2 separate regions of the Homo sapiens genome follow, and region 2 is linked to region 1. Evidence: chromatin loops called from intact Hi-C (ENCODE). Cell type or tissue: tibial artery. All regions are shown on one strand. Links, peaks and the distances in the headings refer to the core of each region. The heading gives the core; the rest is flanking DNA. Region 1 overlaps SEC14L5 (SEC14 like lipid binding 5). Region 2 holds the start of ALG1 (ALG1 chitobiosyldiphosphodolichol beta-mannosyltransferase).

Region 1 (8,329 bases), core at 293-8,292:
CTAGATCAGTGCACATTTGAGCCTCTGACATTGGAGAAAAAAAGAAGTGCTAGGAATCCACCTCGCACAGCCTTCGGCACACAGCAAAAACTCAAAAAATATTTGTGGAATGCACACATGCATGAATGCATAAATAAATGCACACAGAAATGAATGCACGAGGGCCTTACACTTATTTCAGGGCCCTCGGAAATCAGAAGACAACTATGCAGGGCAGTGGATCACCTCTGTTCTCCCAGCGCAAATCAGAGCAGCATTCAAGGTAGAAAACATTGCTTGCCTTAATCTGTTAGCAACAGGATCAGATGACAGGCTCCAGGGAGCTAATTTAAACTCATTTAAATAAGGCCCCGGCCGCTTTGTTAAAACTACCTCCGTAACAGCGAATCCAACTGTAACTGCTTTTGGCCTAAGCCACAATAATTTACCTTCACAGGCTGCTTCTTATTAATAACGCATTGGCTAAATTACAAGCTGTTTAACAATACAACAAGGCCAGGTCTTTAAATATTTTAACATGTAATTGCTGAAGGACAGAACCTTACCTCCGTAACCCTTCCTCCACAGGAAAAGCCTTTTGCTTAGGAAGTTCTACTCCAAGCCATCTTCCTTATTTAGGTTTGCAAAACAGAGATGACCTGACGCTACTGGGCTTTGGAGCCCCACAGGAACACCTGGGCAGTGGCTGGACAAAAGGGGACCAGGTCATTCCTAAAGCCACAGTACTGCTGCTGGTGCACAAATGTTTATGGAAAGTCAAGGCCAGGTACAGTGGCTCACATCTGTGATCCCAGCACTTTGGGAGACCACAGGAGGATGGCTTGAGCCCAGGAATTTCGGACTAGCATGGGCAACATAGGGAGAGCTCACCTCTACAAAAATATTTTTTAAAATTAGCCAGGTGCGGCCGGGCGCCGTGGCCCACGCCTGTAACCCTAACACTTTGGGAGGCCAGGGCAGGCGGATCACCTGAGGTCGGGAGTTCGAGACCAGCCTGACCAATATGGAGAAACCCCGTCTGTGCTAAAAATACAAAATTAGCCTGGCGTGGTGGTGCATGCCTGTAATCCCAGCTACTCGGGAGGCTGAGGTAGAAGAATTGCTTGAACCCGGGAGGCAGAGGTTTCAGTGAGCCGAGATTGCGCCACTGCACTCCAGCCTGGGCAACAAGAGCGAAACTTCGTCTCAAAAAAAAAATTAGCCAGGCGTGGTGGTGAACACCTGTGGTCTCAGCTATTTAGAAGGCTGAGGTGGGAGAATCACTTGACCTCCAGGAGGTCAAGGCTGCAGTGAGCCATGATTGCACCACTGCACTCCAGCTTGAGTAACAGAGCAAGCCCCTGTCTCAAAAAAGAAATATAATAAAATAAAATAGAGAGGGAGAAAGGGAAGGGAAGGAGAGGGGAGGGGAAGGGAGGGGAAGGGGGAGGGGGGGAGGGGAGAGGTGAAGGAAGGAAAGAAGGAAAGGAAGGAAGGAAGGAGGCCAGGTGTGGTCACGCCTGTAATCACAGCACTTTGGGAGGCCGAGGTAGGTGGATCACCTGAGGTCAGGAGTTCAAGTGACCTCAGGGTCACTTGAGGTCAGGAGTTGGAGACCAGCCTGGCCAACATGGTGAAACCCCATCTCTATTAAAAATACAAAAATCAGCCAGGCATGGTGGCGGGCACCTGTAATCCCAGCTACTCAGGAGGCTGAGGTGGGAGAATCGCTTGACCCTGGGAGGTGGAAGTTTCAATGAGCCAAGATTGCACCACTGCACTCTAGTCTGGGCGACAGAGCAACACTCTGTCAAAAAAAAAAAAAAAAAAAAAAAAAAAAAACGAAAGAAAGAAAAGTCAGAGCCAGAATCCGGAAAGTCTGGCTGTGAGCTCTGGCTGTGGGGTCAGATTCCCTGAGTTCAAATCCCAGCTGTGAAATGTAACCCCTAAAATAGATATGTTGAAGTCCTAAGCCCTGGTACCTGTAAATGTGACCTCATTTGGAGAACAGGTCTTTACAAGTAATCAAGTTGAAGCGAGGCCATTGGAGTGTCCTTATAAATCCAATATGACTGGTGTCCTTATAAAAAAACGGAAATCTGGACACAGTGAGTCATTATGTGAGGACTGGAGTTCTGCTGTCCCAAGTCAAGGAACTGTCCGAGGCTGGGAGAGAGGCCAGGAGCAGATCCCCTTCTAGAGCCTCCAGAGGGAGTGTGGGCCTGCCCACACCTTGAATTCAGGCTTCTGGCCTCCAGAACAGTGAGGCAATGAACTTATGTTGTTCTAAGTCACCCGGTTTGTGGCTCTGTGGGACCATAAACACTGGTCACTGAGGGACAGTCTCCTGGACCTTGCTGAGCCTCAATTTCCTCTTCTGCTACAGATCAGGCTGCTATAATGGACCTGCCTCTGAGCTGGCCTAAAGGGCTGGCCACAGGTAGCGCTGAATAAACACTCCCGGGCTTGGCCGGTGTGCCAGGGGCCAGGGCCTGCAGGCTTGGGCTGTATTCTCCCTTGCAGGGTCCCGAAGGGGTAAAGGCATCCTGATGGTAACTGCCTCCGCTGGGACCATGCACTTGGCCCAGACGCCAGCTCAGTAACTTCAGATCCTCCATCCAGCTCTGAAAAATGGTAGAGCTCATAGTTGGGGTGTAAATTGAGGGGCCGAACTGCCTGAAGTTGAGTCCCCACCTGCTACATGTTTGCTTTGGAGCCCTGGATAAGCCTCTCCTTAGTCTCCTCCTCTGTCGAATGGGCTGCCCACAGAACTCATCTCATGGGGTGGCTATGAGGAATTAATAAGTGAATAGACTCAGAGCAGTGTCTGGGGCTGGGCACGGTGGCTCACGCCTGTAATCCCAGCATTTTGGGAGGCTAAGTCGGGTGATTACCTGAGGTCAGGAGTTCCAGACCAGCCTTGCCAACATAATGAAACCCTGTCTCTACTAAAAATACAAAAATTTAGCTGGGCATGGTGGCGGGCACTTGTACTCCCAGCTACTCAGGAGGCTGAGGCAGGAGAATCACTTGAACCCGGGAGGTGAATGTTGCAGTGAGCCGAGACCATGCCACTGCACTCCAGCCTGGGTGACAGAGCAAGACTCCATCTCAAAAAAAAAAAAAAAAAAAAAAAAGAGGCCGGGCGCGGTGGGTCACGCCTGTAATCCCAGCACTTTGGGAGGCAGAGGAGGGCGGATTATGAGGTCAGGAGATTGACACCATCCTGGCTAACACAGTGAAACCCCGTCTCTACTAAAAAATAGAAAAAATTAGCCAGGCATGGTGGCGGAACTTCAGTGCTGTGTATGAGTTTGTTAAATATTTTTAACATTTTTAACATTTTTTTTAATTTTATTTTTTGAGGCAGGGTCTCACTCTGTTGCCCAGGGTGGACTGCAGTAGCAACATCACAGCTCACTGCAGCCTCAATCTCCTGGGCTCAAGTGATCCTCCTGCCTCAGTTTCCCAAGTAGCTGGGACTGCAGGTGTAAACCATCACACCCAGCTAATTGTTTTATTTTTGGTAGAGATGGGGACTCCCTATGTTGCCCAGGCTGGTCTCAAACTCCTCAGCTCAAGCAGTCCTCCTGCTTCGGCCTCCTAAAGTGCTGGGATTACATGCGTGAGCCACCACAACTGGCCTTAAATAAAATTTAAAATAGAATCTTCAAAAACCCATTGAATAACCGGTACCATTCACAATAGAGATTTCTTTTTTTTTTTTTTTTTTTTTTTTTTTTTGAGATGGAGTCTTGCTCTTTTGCCCAGGCTGGAGTGCAGTGGTGCTATCTCGGCTCAGTGCAAGCTCCGCCTCCCGGTTTCACACCATTCTCCTGCCTCAGCCTCCCGAGTAGCTGGGACTACAGGCGCCCGCCACCACACCCGGCTAATTTTTTGTATTTTTAGTAGAGACGCGGTTTCACCGTGTTAGCCAGGATGGTCTCGATCTCCTGACCTCGTGATCCGCCCGCCTCGGCCTCCTAAAGTGCTGGGATTACAGGCGTGAGCCACCGCGCCTGGCCAACAACAGAGATTTATTTGGAAAGAATATGTTCATACAAAAACTTGTGCATAAATATTTATAGCAGCACTATTTATAATAGTCCCCCCAAACTGAAAACAACTTAAATATCCATCAACTAATGAATGATAAAGAAAATGTGGTCTATTCATACACAGTGAAGTATTTATTTAGCCATAAAAACAAGGCAGAATCTATACATGCTAAGATGTGGATGAACCTTAAAAATATTGTACCCTCAGGTGTCTTCTTATCACCAGACACATTCAAGATGTATACGTTAAAGACATATAGCTTTTTATGTGTCAATCACACCTGAATGAGGTAGTTTTAAAAATATATATTATAGTGGCTGGGCACAGTGGCTCACACCTGTAATCCTAGCACTTTGGGAGTCCAAAGTGGGCAGATCACCTGGGGCCAGGAGTTCGAGACCAGCCTGACCAACACGGTGAAACCCCATGTCTACTAAAAATACAAACATTAGCCGGGCGTGGTGGTGCCCATCTGTAATCCCAGCTACTCAGGAGGGTGAGACAGGAGAATCTCTTCAGCCTGGGAGACAAAGGTTGCAGTGAGCCAACATCAGGCCACTGCACCCCAGCTTGGGTGACAGTGAGACCCCGTATCGAAAAAAGAAGAAGAGGTGGGGCACAGTGGCTCACGCCTGTAATCCCAGCATTTTGGGAGGCCGAAGCAGGAAGATCACCTGAGGTCGGGAGTGAAGAAGAAGAATTGGGGAATGTGCTGAGGCCTCGAGCAGAGAGAGAGCCTGTGGGTCTGGTTCTTTTTTTTTTGAGATAGGGTCACACTCTGTCACCCAGGCTGGAGTGCAATGGAGCGAACTCGGCTCCCTGCAACCTGTCTCCCAGGTTCAAGCGATTCTCCTGCCTCAGCCTCCCGACTAGCTGGGATTACAAGCATGCACCACCACACTTAGGTAATTTTGTATTTTTAGGGAAGACGGGGTTTCTCCATGTTGGTCAGGATGGTCTTGATCTCCAAACCTCATGATCCACCTGCCTCGGCCTCCCAAAGTGCTGGGATTACAGGTGTGAGCCACCATGCCCGGCCCTGGTTCTTTACCACCCACTTGAGAAAAGAGACAAATAACCTAGACTCGACTCACAATGGACTGGGCAGAGCATGGCCTTCGGGACTCAGGCGACCTGAGCCACATGGCCTTTGTGTCCTCTATGCAAGGACCTCCACAAAGACACCACCACCCCACACACCTTCTGGGACCCGGGCATTCAAAGGACTGACGGACCCTCTCCAACACTGGATACTCCAGCTGCCTCCATTGTCTTAATTGTTTTTCTCTGTTTACCAAGATAATAAAAGCTCATTGTTTTGAACCCAATGATACGGAATGCTATCAAGAAAGAAAGGAAGGCTGAGCGCAGTGGCTCATGCCTATAATCCCAGCCCTTTGGGAGGCCAGGGTGGGAGGATCACTTGAGCCCAGGAGTTCAAGACCAGGCTGGGCAACATAGTGAGACCTCATTTCTATAAAAGTATTTATAAATTTTTATATAGTAGAATTTAAAAACTAGCCGGGTATGGTGGTGCATGCTTGTACTCCCAGCTAAGGCTGTACTCTGGAGACTAAGGCAGGAGGATGGCTTGAGCCCAGGAGTTCAAGGCTGCAGTGAGCCATGATTGCATCACTGCACTCCAACCTCAGCAACAGGGCGAGACTCTGTCTCAAAAAGAAAGAAAAAAGGGAGCAAAAGCCTGGGCCCAGTGGCTCGCGCCTCTAATCCCAGCACTTTGGGAGGCCAAGGCGGGCGGAACACTTGAGGTCAGGAGTTCAAGACCAGTCTGGCCAGCATGGTGAAACCCCGTCTCTACTAAAAATACAAAAATTAGTCAAGTGTGGTAGCACATGCCTGTAATCTCAGCTACTCAGGGGGCTGAAGCAAGAGAATCACTTGAACCCAGAAGGCGGAGGTTGCAGTCAGCCAAGATCATGCCACTGCACTCCAACCTAGATGACAAAGCGAGCGAGACTCCATCTTAAAAAAAAAATAGTTGGGAGGAGGAAAGATACCCTAGAATCCTTCTCTTTAGAAGCAAAATTCGTGGGAAGGGATTTGGAGAGAAATCTCTGTTTATTTGACTAGATAAATTTTTTAAGTGAGAGTATTAATTTTTAAAAATGTTTAAAGCCAGGTCTAGAAAGGTTACCTCAAAGCACAATTTTGTAATCAATTACTCAAGCCCAATTTCAGTCATTTGTGTCATTGTCAGTGGAGTTTTGAAGAAGCTAGGAGCATTTTGATTCTGAAGTCAGTTTTGTTAAACAGAAAAACTGAAAGGCCAGCTTTTCTGGTCACTCGGATGCAGTGAAAATAGCTGAGTTCATCTGAAACTTCCCCGGCATCTGACCCAATCTGAGGGCAAGTGTTTAACTGCGAAACAAAGACGAACATTAAGCATAGAAAACCCCTTTTGTGCTTCCACAGTGTGCAAGTTACGTTGAGTTATGCAGCTATTTTGGGGACAATAATGTTTTGTAAACAGTCGGCAAAGTGGCTTTGTTGGCAGTGTTGCTGTGGCTTGGGACCATTTCACAGACAAGGACTGTATGGAAGATAGAATGACAGGGTTGTGGCAGTCCCTCTGGAAAATACAAATGACTTAAATTAACGCAGGTACAGATAAGGAAGTTTTTTTTTTTTTTTTTTTTTTGAGACAGAGTTTCACTCTTCCCCCAGGCTGGAGTGCAATGGCACGATCTCGGCTCCCTGCAACCTCCGCCTCCCGGGTTTAAGCGATTCTCCTCTCTCAGCCTCCCGAATAGCTGGGATTACAGGTGCTTGCCACCATACCCAGCTAATTCTTGTATTTTTAGTAGAGACAAGGTTTTACCATGTTGGCCAAGCTCGTCTCGAACTCCTGACCTGAGGTGGTCCGCCCGCCTTAGCCTCCCAAAGTGTTGGGATTACAGGCATGATCCACCATACCTGGCCACAGATAATATAGATTTGAAAGCCTTTTTTTCACTCTACCCACAGGTGTCAGTACCTAGAGACTCAACAGCGAAGGGAGTAAATGGAGCCGTGCCTTCATTTGTGGAACCTGAAGCTTACAAAATATGTTTAACATACCCAATACAGGCAATGCGAGTACATTACTAGTGCTATTCATATAGTTTTTCTGTTGTTTTTGTTTTCTTTTCTTTTTTTCTTTTTCTTTTTTTTTTTTTTTTTGAGACAGAGTCTCGCTCTGTTGCCCAGGCTCGAGTGCAGGACTGTGTGTCCAGTCCTGTCTTATTCTATGAATAAGCACCCAGCCCCCATTTTCTTGATTTGTGAAATGGGGATGACTGTATGCCTATATGCGCCTCATAAGGTTGTCATGAAGATGAAAAGTGATTGTGTGTGTGTGTGTCTGTTTGCCTCGCACAGGGCCCAGTCCTACCAAGTGACAATAAGTGGTCGATAAACATAAATAATCACCCTTAGTTTAAGGCTCTGGCAGCTCACATGTTCTAAGACCCAAGCACTTGTTCATTCATTCATAAGAAGAGAGAAACTGTCCCCACCCTTCTCTGACAGTCCAAGGACCCATGGTTCTCTGCCATGAATCTGAGACACATTAACTATAGGATGGAAAACCATCTACTGCATGTGCTTAATAAATTCCAACTTAATTTGTCACGTTTAGGGTTCTGAAAATATTTACAATCATTGCACTTGAAAATAAGCCATGCCCATGAATATAGCACTTAAGGCTATATGAATAGGGGCCGGATGCAGTGAGTCACCCCTGTAATCCCAGCACTTTGGGAGGCCGAGGCTAGTGGATCACTTGAGGTCAGCAGTTCGAGACCAGCGTGGCCAACGTGATGAAACCCCGTCTATACTGAAAATACAAAAATTACCTGGGCATGGTGGTGTGCATCTGTAATCTCAGCTACTCAGGGGGCTGAGGCACGAGAATGGCTTGAACCTGGGAGGCAGAGGTTGCAGTGAGCCAAGATGGCACCACTGCACTCCAGTCTGGGCAACAGAGTGAGACTCAGTCTGGAAAAAGTAAAAGAAAATGGGGCTCAGAAAAGTTCAGCAACTTTGTTGTTGTTGTTGTTGCTGTTGTTGTTGTTGAGACGGAGTCTCGCTCTGTCACCCATGCTGGAGTGTTGCGGCGCAATCTCGGCTCTCTGCAACGTCTGCCTCCTGGGTTCAAGAGATTCTCCTGCTTCAGCCTCCCGAGTAGATGGGACTACAGGTGCGCGCCACCACGCCCGGCTAATTTTTCTTGTATTTTTAGTTGAGTTGGGGTTTCACCGTGTTACACGGGATTGTCTTGATCTCCTGACCT
Region 2 (8,329 bases), core at 215-8,214, 110 kb before region 1:
GGAGCACTTGCCCCCTGGCCTCAACAGGCAGATCAGAGGAAGGCAGGTAACCTACATGAGCCAATCAGAAAGGGCTGCCCTCCCCAATGAGCCTACGTGAGGACAAGAGCTAGGAGAGTTCCGGGAACCACCACCAGAAGGGAGTGTGGAGACAGACGTGAGCTGGGTCCCAGTGACACTGCTGAGCTCGAAACCAACCATTTCCACAGACACTTCCATTTCATGGGCCAAAAAATGTGGTCCTTTGCTGAGGCCTGTTTCTATCATTTGGAACCAGCATTCGGCCTGATTCACCAGCCTCACCCCACCTCCTGCAGAGCCCACAAGGAACCGACTTCCGGAGGCCCACTATGGCCCTTCTTCTCACTCATCCTTGAGTGGTTTAGGGGACGGTATTTTACCCTCTTCCTAGACTCTCACCACTTGGCCAGCAGAACGAGGGGATGGTTGGGGCCATGCACCAGACCCATGATGGAGTAGCCATAGTTGTGCCAGTCAATGACGAGCTTGCTTCCACAAAGGCAGCCCACGAACCAGCAGACAGCAATGCTAGGCAGACCTGGGGGGTTCTAGGAAAGATAGAGACTTGAAGGGGAGGAAACCCAGACCATGCTAGGCAATAAACCCAGTAAAAATAGTCACAACACACATGGTGATGAGTCTGTTATCTTTACAGAGCTCTTGATAATAAGCAGAAGAAAGACCCTCTCCACCACCAAAATAGATGTAAAAAGTCATAAAAGAAACAGAATGGGCCAGGTGCGGTGGCTGATGCCTGTAATCCCAACACTTTGGGAGGCCAAGGCAGGAGGATCATTTGAGCCCAGGAGTTCAAGGCCGGCCTAGGAAACACAGTGAGACCTCATCTCTACAAAAAATTTAAAAATTAGCCAGGTGTGGTGGGACACACCTGCAGCCCCAGCTACTCAGGAGGCTGAGGAGGTAGGATCACTTGAGCCCAGGAGGATGAGGCTGCAGTTAAGCTATGATTGTGCCACTGCACTCCAGCCTGGGCGACAGAGCTAGACTCTGCCTCTAAAACAAACAAACAAAAACCAAACAAACAAACAGAACCAACCTGAAAAGTCCAAGATCATCAATAATCAAGGAGGCAAAAAACAGAACAAAGAGATGGCATTTTTCACCTGTTGGAATGCAAATTCTAAAAAGGTCTAACAACAGCTGGTGATGGTAAGCATGGGGGAGAAGAGGTACCCCCACTCAGCGGGGGCCAAACTGACCCAACCTTACTCTAAAGCTATCCAGTAACATACACATTTTTAAAATGCATCAACTTTGACTACACAATTCCACTGCTGGGAAGTTACCCTAAGAAAGAAACTGGACTTATACAAAAGGCATATGCTCGCTGTGCTTGGAGCCACACTATTTGTAAAAGTAAAAACAAAATCAGGAAGAATCTGAGTATCCATTAACATGAGACTAAATACATGCAGTATAGTACATCACATATTGGAATTCAAGGCTGCCTATTAAAAGAGGAAGGTGTGGGTCACGATGGTTCATGCCTGTAATCCCAGCAATCTGGGAGGCCGAGGCAGGTGGATCACCTGAGGTCAGGAGTTCAAGACCATCCTGGCCAGCATAGCGAAACCCCATCTCTACTAAAAAAAATTACAAAAATTAGCCAGGCATGGTGGCACATGCCTGTAATCCCAGCTACTCAGGAGGCTGAGGCAGGAAAATCACTTGAACACGGGAGGTAGAAGGTGCAGTGAGCCAAGATCGCACCACTGCACTCCAGCCTGAGCAACAGAGACTCCATCTCAGGAAAAATAAAAATAAATAAATAAAAGAGGAAGGTGCTTCTATATATTAAAAATTGATTTAAAAAAAAAAGTATTCTTCCTTCAGCTAGAAAAGAAAGAAAAATTTTTTAAAGAAAAAGTGATCAAGGGAAGGGATTAAAAGTATAACGATAGGCCAGGCGCGGTGGCGCACGCCTGTAATCCCAGCACTTTGGGACGCCGAGGGGGGCGGATTACCTGAGGTCAGGAGTTCGAGAACAGCCTGGCCAACATGGCGTAACCCCATTTCTACTAAAAATACAAAAATTAGCTGGGCGTGGTGGCGGGCACCTGTAATCCCAGCTACTCAGGAGGCTGAGGCAGGAGAATCACTTGAACCCGGCAGGCAGAGGTTGCAGTGAGCCGAGATCACGCCACTGCACTCCAGCCTGGGCGGCAAGAGCGAAACTCTGTCTCAAAAAAATATATGTGTGTTTGTGTGTGCGCGCGTATGCGTGCGTGTGTATACTATAGAACCACACTGACGACCTACGTTCAAATCCTGATTCCACCACTTCCTAGCTGTATGGCGATGGGCTACTTACAGAGCCTTTCTCAGTCTAGGTTTTCTCATCTAAATGAGAACAACCTTAAGAAACAGGTTCTTGTATTACCTACATGCAATATTTCTTAGGGTAACTGTGAGGACTAAATGAGTTAATACATGGAAAACACTTGATACACAGTCAGTACAATGTAAGACTATCTGTAATGACACAGAGAGCATGGATAGGTGCCATAAATAGACACATACCATAGGCTCCTACTCATGTCTTTAAACGCCCATACACACAACACACACACATATGAATATGCAATATAGTACCAATTTGTGCTGGAAAGTAAACTGCTAACATGGCTCTCACAGAGGGAGGCAGAGGCTGATACACACCTGGAGAAAGATATAGGCACCTGGCTCCCTCCACATCAACTTCCACAGCAAGTACATAGCCTGAAGTACAACTTTGACTCCGTACTGGAAAACTCGGGGCCCAACTGCAAGTCAGAAAACACCTGTGACTACCAAAGGAGCGTCTGGCAATCTGCACGGCTTTTCAAACGAACACCCCCTGCCCCCAGCCCATGGATTCAGAGGATTCTGGAGTTGACGGCATCCTACCTGCAAGACTCTGAAGTTCTGTCAACCCCACAATCTGAATTCTGTTGTTCTGCAAGAGCTCATCATGGGGTTTGGAGTCTGAAAAATGAGAATGATCCCTTTAATGTACCAGAAGCAGCAATCTAAAGTCAGATAATCTCCCAACTCAGGCTGAATCACGGACAGTGTTTTGGAAAGTAAGATATTTCAAAACCTCTCTCTGCTCCTCACTAGCCAGAACAGAGAATGCGGCCAATTCTTGTTCAGATTGCTCTAGGAGGCACACAGAGATAGGGCCTGAATCTTACCTACCTTCACTTAACATGATGCCTGGCAAACAGTAGGTGCTCAATTAAACTAATCTAGATTGTCTGGATAGTGGAATTTTCCCACCACAGAGCCATCCCTAGGAAGTCCCACTCTACCCCATCACCCTAGGATAGCAGATTCTAAACAGGGATTAAAGGCAACTAGTGCTGTTCCCACTTCTTCCTGAGATGGGGTTGAGCTACCCTCTCAAGATACCAACGTGGAGAATAATGAGGGAGCAGACACCGCTGCCCTGCACACTGTGGGGAAAAGCTGGACATGAAGAACAAATGAAAACATCTGTCTGCAGAGCTCTGCGTTGAGGGATGAGGAATGAAATATCCTGTCAGCTCAGACATAGCCTGACAAGGGTAGCTGCACAGGGACGTAGCTACCAGCACTAGCCCTGGAGTTCCACGCACCTGGGTTCCACTTACTAGGAGAATTACGTGAGACCACGCAATGGATTCACTTAACACACTTCTGACACGTGGCAAGATTAACGCCGGCTATACCTAGAGACCCACCCAGGAAAGGCTGGGGCAGAACCGCTCGTCTAATCTCGGAGAGCTGCCCAAAGGCGGCGACTAAAGGAGCACTTCCGCCTCGACTCCCCGGGGCGGTTAGAACCGAGGATCAACGGCTGAGAGAGCATCGTCCCTCCCAGACCCTTGGCCACTCACTGCAGAACCCCAGGAGGGTCACCGAGAAGCCGTGCATGGCCAACGACAGCGCGTGGTACTGCATACGGGGGCTGCGGCCCACGTCGCCCAGCACCACCGCTACTACATGCCGGGCCGCCCGCCCCCGGCGCCAGCGCTTCCATCCTCCCAGCAGCAGCAGCGGCAGCAGCAGACACAGCGCCAGCAGGACCAAGCATGAGGCCGCCATCTTGGCTGGCCCGCAGCAGTCACGTGACCGCGCTTCCTCGCGCTGTGCGCAGCCGCAGACCGAGCCTCCGAAGTGGGCCGAGAGGGCGAGAAGTGGACGCGGTTCCCTAACAGGGGCCCGGGGAACCCCCAGGAGCCCCTCGGGGCCAAGAATTAGTAGTAGTAGGACACACGCACATACACCAGATTCCCTACACACCAGTGTATTTCCCCGACTAAAGTAAAGCTGTTACTGTATTGGGATCTAAGAACTCTCTTCAGGATTCAAAGATAATTTCAAAATATAGTGACACAAGAATTTGGATAAATTTCATCCTAACATTGATAAAGGAGCCAGATGCTGACGAGTACGAATTGTAGAGTTCCGTCTATGTAAATAAAAACCAGTCCTCGCTGTTAGAAGTTAGGGGCTGGTGGGTTCTGCTTCTGGATCTGGTGCTGGTAATGTGGGTGTGCTGCATTTGGGGCGGTACCTCAAGCAGCAGATTACCTGCCCATTTTCCAGGGTGTACATCACACTTAATAAAACATTTAAAAGGTAGAGAGGGGGAAGGACAAACAAGGAAGTAAACACCATCATGATTTTGCTTAAGTATCAATGGCTAGAAAGGAAATTTCCACAGTGACCCTCCAATTTCACCTCCCAAAGTAGCCATAGTGAGAGTTTAATGTGTGTCTCTGCGATGGCCTGTATTAGTCCGTTTTCATGCTGCTGATAAAGACATACCCGAGACTGAGCACTTTACATAAGAAAGAGGTTTCATGGACTTACAGGTCCACATGGCTGGGAAGGCCTCACCATCATGGCAGAAGGCAAGGAGGAGCAAGTCACCTCTTACATAGATGGCAGCAGGCAAAAAGAGAGCTTCTGCAGGAAAACTCCTTTTTATAAAACAATCAGGTCTCGTGAGGCTTATTCACTATCACGAGAACGGCACGGGAAACACCTGACCCCATGATTCAGTTACCTCCCACTGGGTCCCTTCCACACAACACATGGGAATTCAAGATGAGATTTGGGTGGGGACACAGCCAAACCGTATCATGACCTTTTTTCTTTGAAAGCGGTCCCTTGCAGAGAAACACCAAGAGCTCACTGGTGATGCTACCCCATTGCCTCCACTTGGGAGCTGCCGCAGAACCTGGAGAGCCACCACCCAGACCGTATTCAACAAACAAACAAGACTCCTCCCCTGATGAGGACCACAGGCAGCACCCACGGGACAGGGTAGCCCACATGGATGTGGCTCCCCAGTGTCCCTGGGCTCAGCTCAGGGCTTGGCACACTTTGCATCTGCTTTTCACAATTGCCCCATCACTCCCTTTCTATGGATTCAGAAGGGACAGCTCACGCCTTAAGCCAGACCTTGAAACCCGAGCTTTCAGAAGGAAAGGAAGGACGAGTAAGTATCTGCAGACAGCAGGGATGGGCATACAAACATGCTGGCAGCGGCATTTATCCTCCAGTTCCCAGCGAGGCCCCTGCCTCCAGGTTGCGTGTGCTGGGGTGGAGGCCTGTGACACATCGCCTGCCCAACTCTGTCGACGCTCTGTAATGGGACAGGTAGGGATCTGGGACCTCAGCCTCAGGACTCCTGGCTTTCCTGCTCCACCTCGGGCGAGTCACTCCCCATCAATTTGCTTTCTTCGTCTGTGAATTAAGGGAGGGGAACTTCAAGTCTTTGAGAGCCTGTCCTGCTCTGATGAGCTAAGAGGATAAAGACTATGGTGATGACAAACCAAAAGTAGATGCCTCCCTCTGGTAGGTGAACCTCCGTCGGGGAGGGAGTTGCCGTGGTGTCTCCTGGAGAGAGGGGACGGAGCCATCCCCAGCAGGGGGGCGGTTTCATAGCTGGGCCAGCCCACCTGTCCGGCTTTCTCACTTGGCATCCATTCCACATGAGATCCAGTCTTTCCAACAATCAAGAGGATATATGGATAAGTCACTCAATCTCCCTTGGAGCCTCAGATTTTGTTCAAGTTGACTGAGCACCCACTTGAGGGGTGATCAAGGATTAACAGAAGTAATGACAATGACAAGCTTCCCCTAGAACCTCTGTTCCCAGTGGTGCTCCCAAGGGGGCAAAAATGGCTCTTGGGGAGCAAAACATCCTTACCCTTTTTATGTATAAAGCACAGATAATGATACAATACACAAGCATGCAGTATATCTGCAGTATTAAAATTTTATGAAGGCTGAAAGCAGTGGCTCATGCCTGTAATCCCAGCACTTTGGGACGCTGAGGCGGAAGGATCACTTGAGCCCAGGAGTTCAAGACCAGCCTGGGCACCATAGTGAAACCCCATCTCTACAAAGAATACCCAAAAAATGGTGGTGGCGTGTGCCTATAGTCCCAGCTACTCGGGAGACTGAGGTGGGAAGATCACCTGAGCCCAGGGAGGTCGAGGCTGCAGTGAACCATGATCATACCACTGCACTCCAGCCTAAGTGACAAAGCGAGACCCTGTCTCAAAAAAATAAACAAGTAAAATAAAATTTCATGGGGCAGTACATAAGGAACCCTCATCTTCTGCCAGTGGGCACGTAAATGGCCCAGCCACTGTGGAAAACAGTCGTATGGTCCCTCATTAGGTTCAACATAGAATTATCACGTGACACAGCAATGGCATTCCCACGTATACACCCAGGAGAATGAAAAACAGGTTTTCGAACAAAAACTTGTAAACAAACATCAGTACTGTCCACAAGAATCAAATCATGGAAACAATCCAGAGGCTCATCAGTGGATGAGTGATGAACAGAATGCGGTCTGTCCACAGCTCCCACAGCCTCCCACCCGAGGTTTCCCAGGTGTCTCCTTGTTTGCTTGTTTGTTTGTTTGTTTTGAGATGGAGTCTCACTCTGTCGTCCAGGCTGGAGTGCAGGGGTGCCGTCTCGGCTCACTGCAACCTCCACCTCCCAGGTTCAAGTGATTCTCCTGCCTCAGCCTCCCTAGTAGCTGGGATTACAGCCCTGCACCATCACGCCTGGCTAAGTTTTGTATGTTTAGTGGAGTCGGGGTTTCACCATGTTGGCCAGGATGGTCTCAAACTCATAACCTCAAGTGATCCGCCCACCTCAGCCTCCCAAAGTGCTGGGATTACAGGTGTGAGCCACCACGCCCTGCTCCAGGTGTCTTGTTTTCATTTTATTTTATTTTATTTTATTTTATTTTATTTTATTTTATTTTATATTTCATTTCATTTCATTTCATTTTATATTTTGAGACAGAGTCTCACTCTGTTACCCAGGCTGCAGTGCAGTGGCCCCATCTCGGCTCACTGCAACCTCTGCCTCCCAGGTTCAAGTGATTCTCTTGCCTCAGCCTCCCAAGTAGCTGGGATTAGAGTTGCGTGCCACCACGCCTGGCTAATTTTTGTATTTTTAGTAAAGACAGGGTTTCACCACGTTGGCCATGTTGGTCTTGAACTCCTGACCTCAAGTGATCTCCCCGCCTCAGCCTCTCAAAGTGCTGGGATTACAGGTATGAGCCACCATGCCCGGCCTAGGTGTCTACTTTTGGTTTGTCATCTCCATAGTCCTCATCCTCTTAAATCATCAGAGCAGGAGGGGCTTCCCCGGGAGATGATATTATTCATCCATAAAAAAGAATAAAGTACTGACATGTGCTACAACACAGATGAACCTTGAAAACATCACGCTGAGTGAGAGAAGCCAGACACAAAAAGCCACGCATTGTATGATTCCATTTATATGAAATATCCACCGTAGGTCAAACCATAGACACAGAAAGTTGATTCATGGTTGGTAGGGGCTGGGGAGGAGGGAATAGGGAGTTTCTGCAAATGGGTATGGGATTTCTTTTCAGGGTGGCAAAAACATTCTGGAGATAGATAGTGATGGCTGCACAACTTTGTGAATATACTAAAAACCACTGTGAAACTGTACACATTTAAAAGGTGAATTTTATGGTATGTGAATAATATCTCAATAAGCCTCTTACTAAAGATTTTTCAGGATTAAAACGTCTAAAAACACTCCGGGGGTAGAAAAAAGAACAATGACGAAATTAAAAGGTGGAGAAGCCCTAACCTAGCATCTGCACATAGGGAGCATCACATACACACTTTAGTGGTGTTCTTTTGATTATTATTACAGATCTGTAATCTGTTTGCTGAAGCCCTTGGGACCAAGTATGTTTCTGAATTCAAAATTGTTGGGATTTTAGAAAGATAATGTGGTGCACATACATACAACAGCC

What was found. A loop is a pair of places that touch in the nucleus more often than their neighbours do. Peaks named below come from ENCODE experiments on the same cell type or tissue, not always from the same donor. Only the 100,000 strongest peaks of a DNase experiment are listed, where the experiment ranks them.
Region 2: it touches region 1 in a loop (2.4-fold over the local background); 15 of 110 quality-filtered maps call a loop at or near these places.

What each region holds. Positions count from the first base shown.
Region 1 is chr16:4,961,055-4,969,383 of GRCh38, reverse strand. The region is part of intron 2 of SEC14L5 (SEC14 like lipid binding 5); the gene reads right to left. Among named protein-coding and RNA genes, the nearest start is that of SEC14L5, 6.9 kb to the right of the region's middle. In tibial artery, for the core only: no CTCF peak of the experiment used is centred there; no DNase peak of the experiment used is centred there.
Region 2 is chr16:5,067,628-5,075,956 of GRCh38, reverse strand. It overlaps ALG1 (ALG1 chitobiosyldiphosphodolichol beta-mannosyltransferase), which reads right to left and starts at 4,114. Exons shown (of 13, transcript NM_019109.5): 1 at 3,900-4,114; 2 at 2,929-3,006; 3 at 2,701-2,804; 4 at 421-569. The coding sequence starts at 4,107. RefSeq lists enhancers at 3,655-3,714, 3,885-3,994, 4,025-4,084. In tibial artery, for the core only: no CTCF peak of the experiment used is centred there; a DNase peak (open chromatin) is centred at 4,036; H3K4me3 peaks cover 1,492 bases; H3K27ac peaks cover 1,933 bases.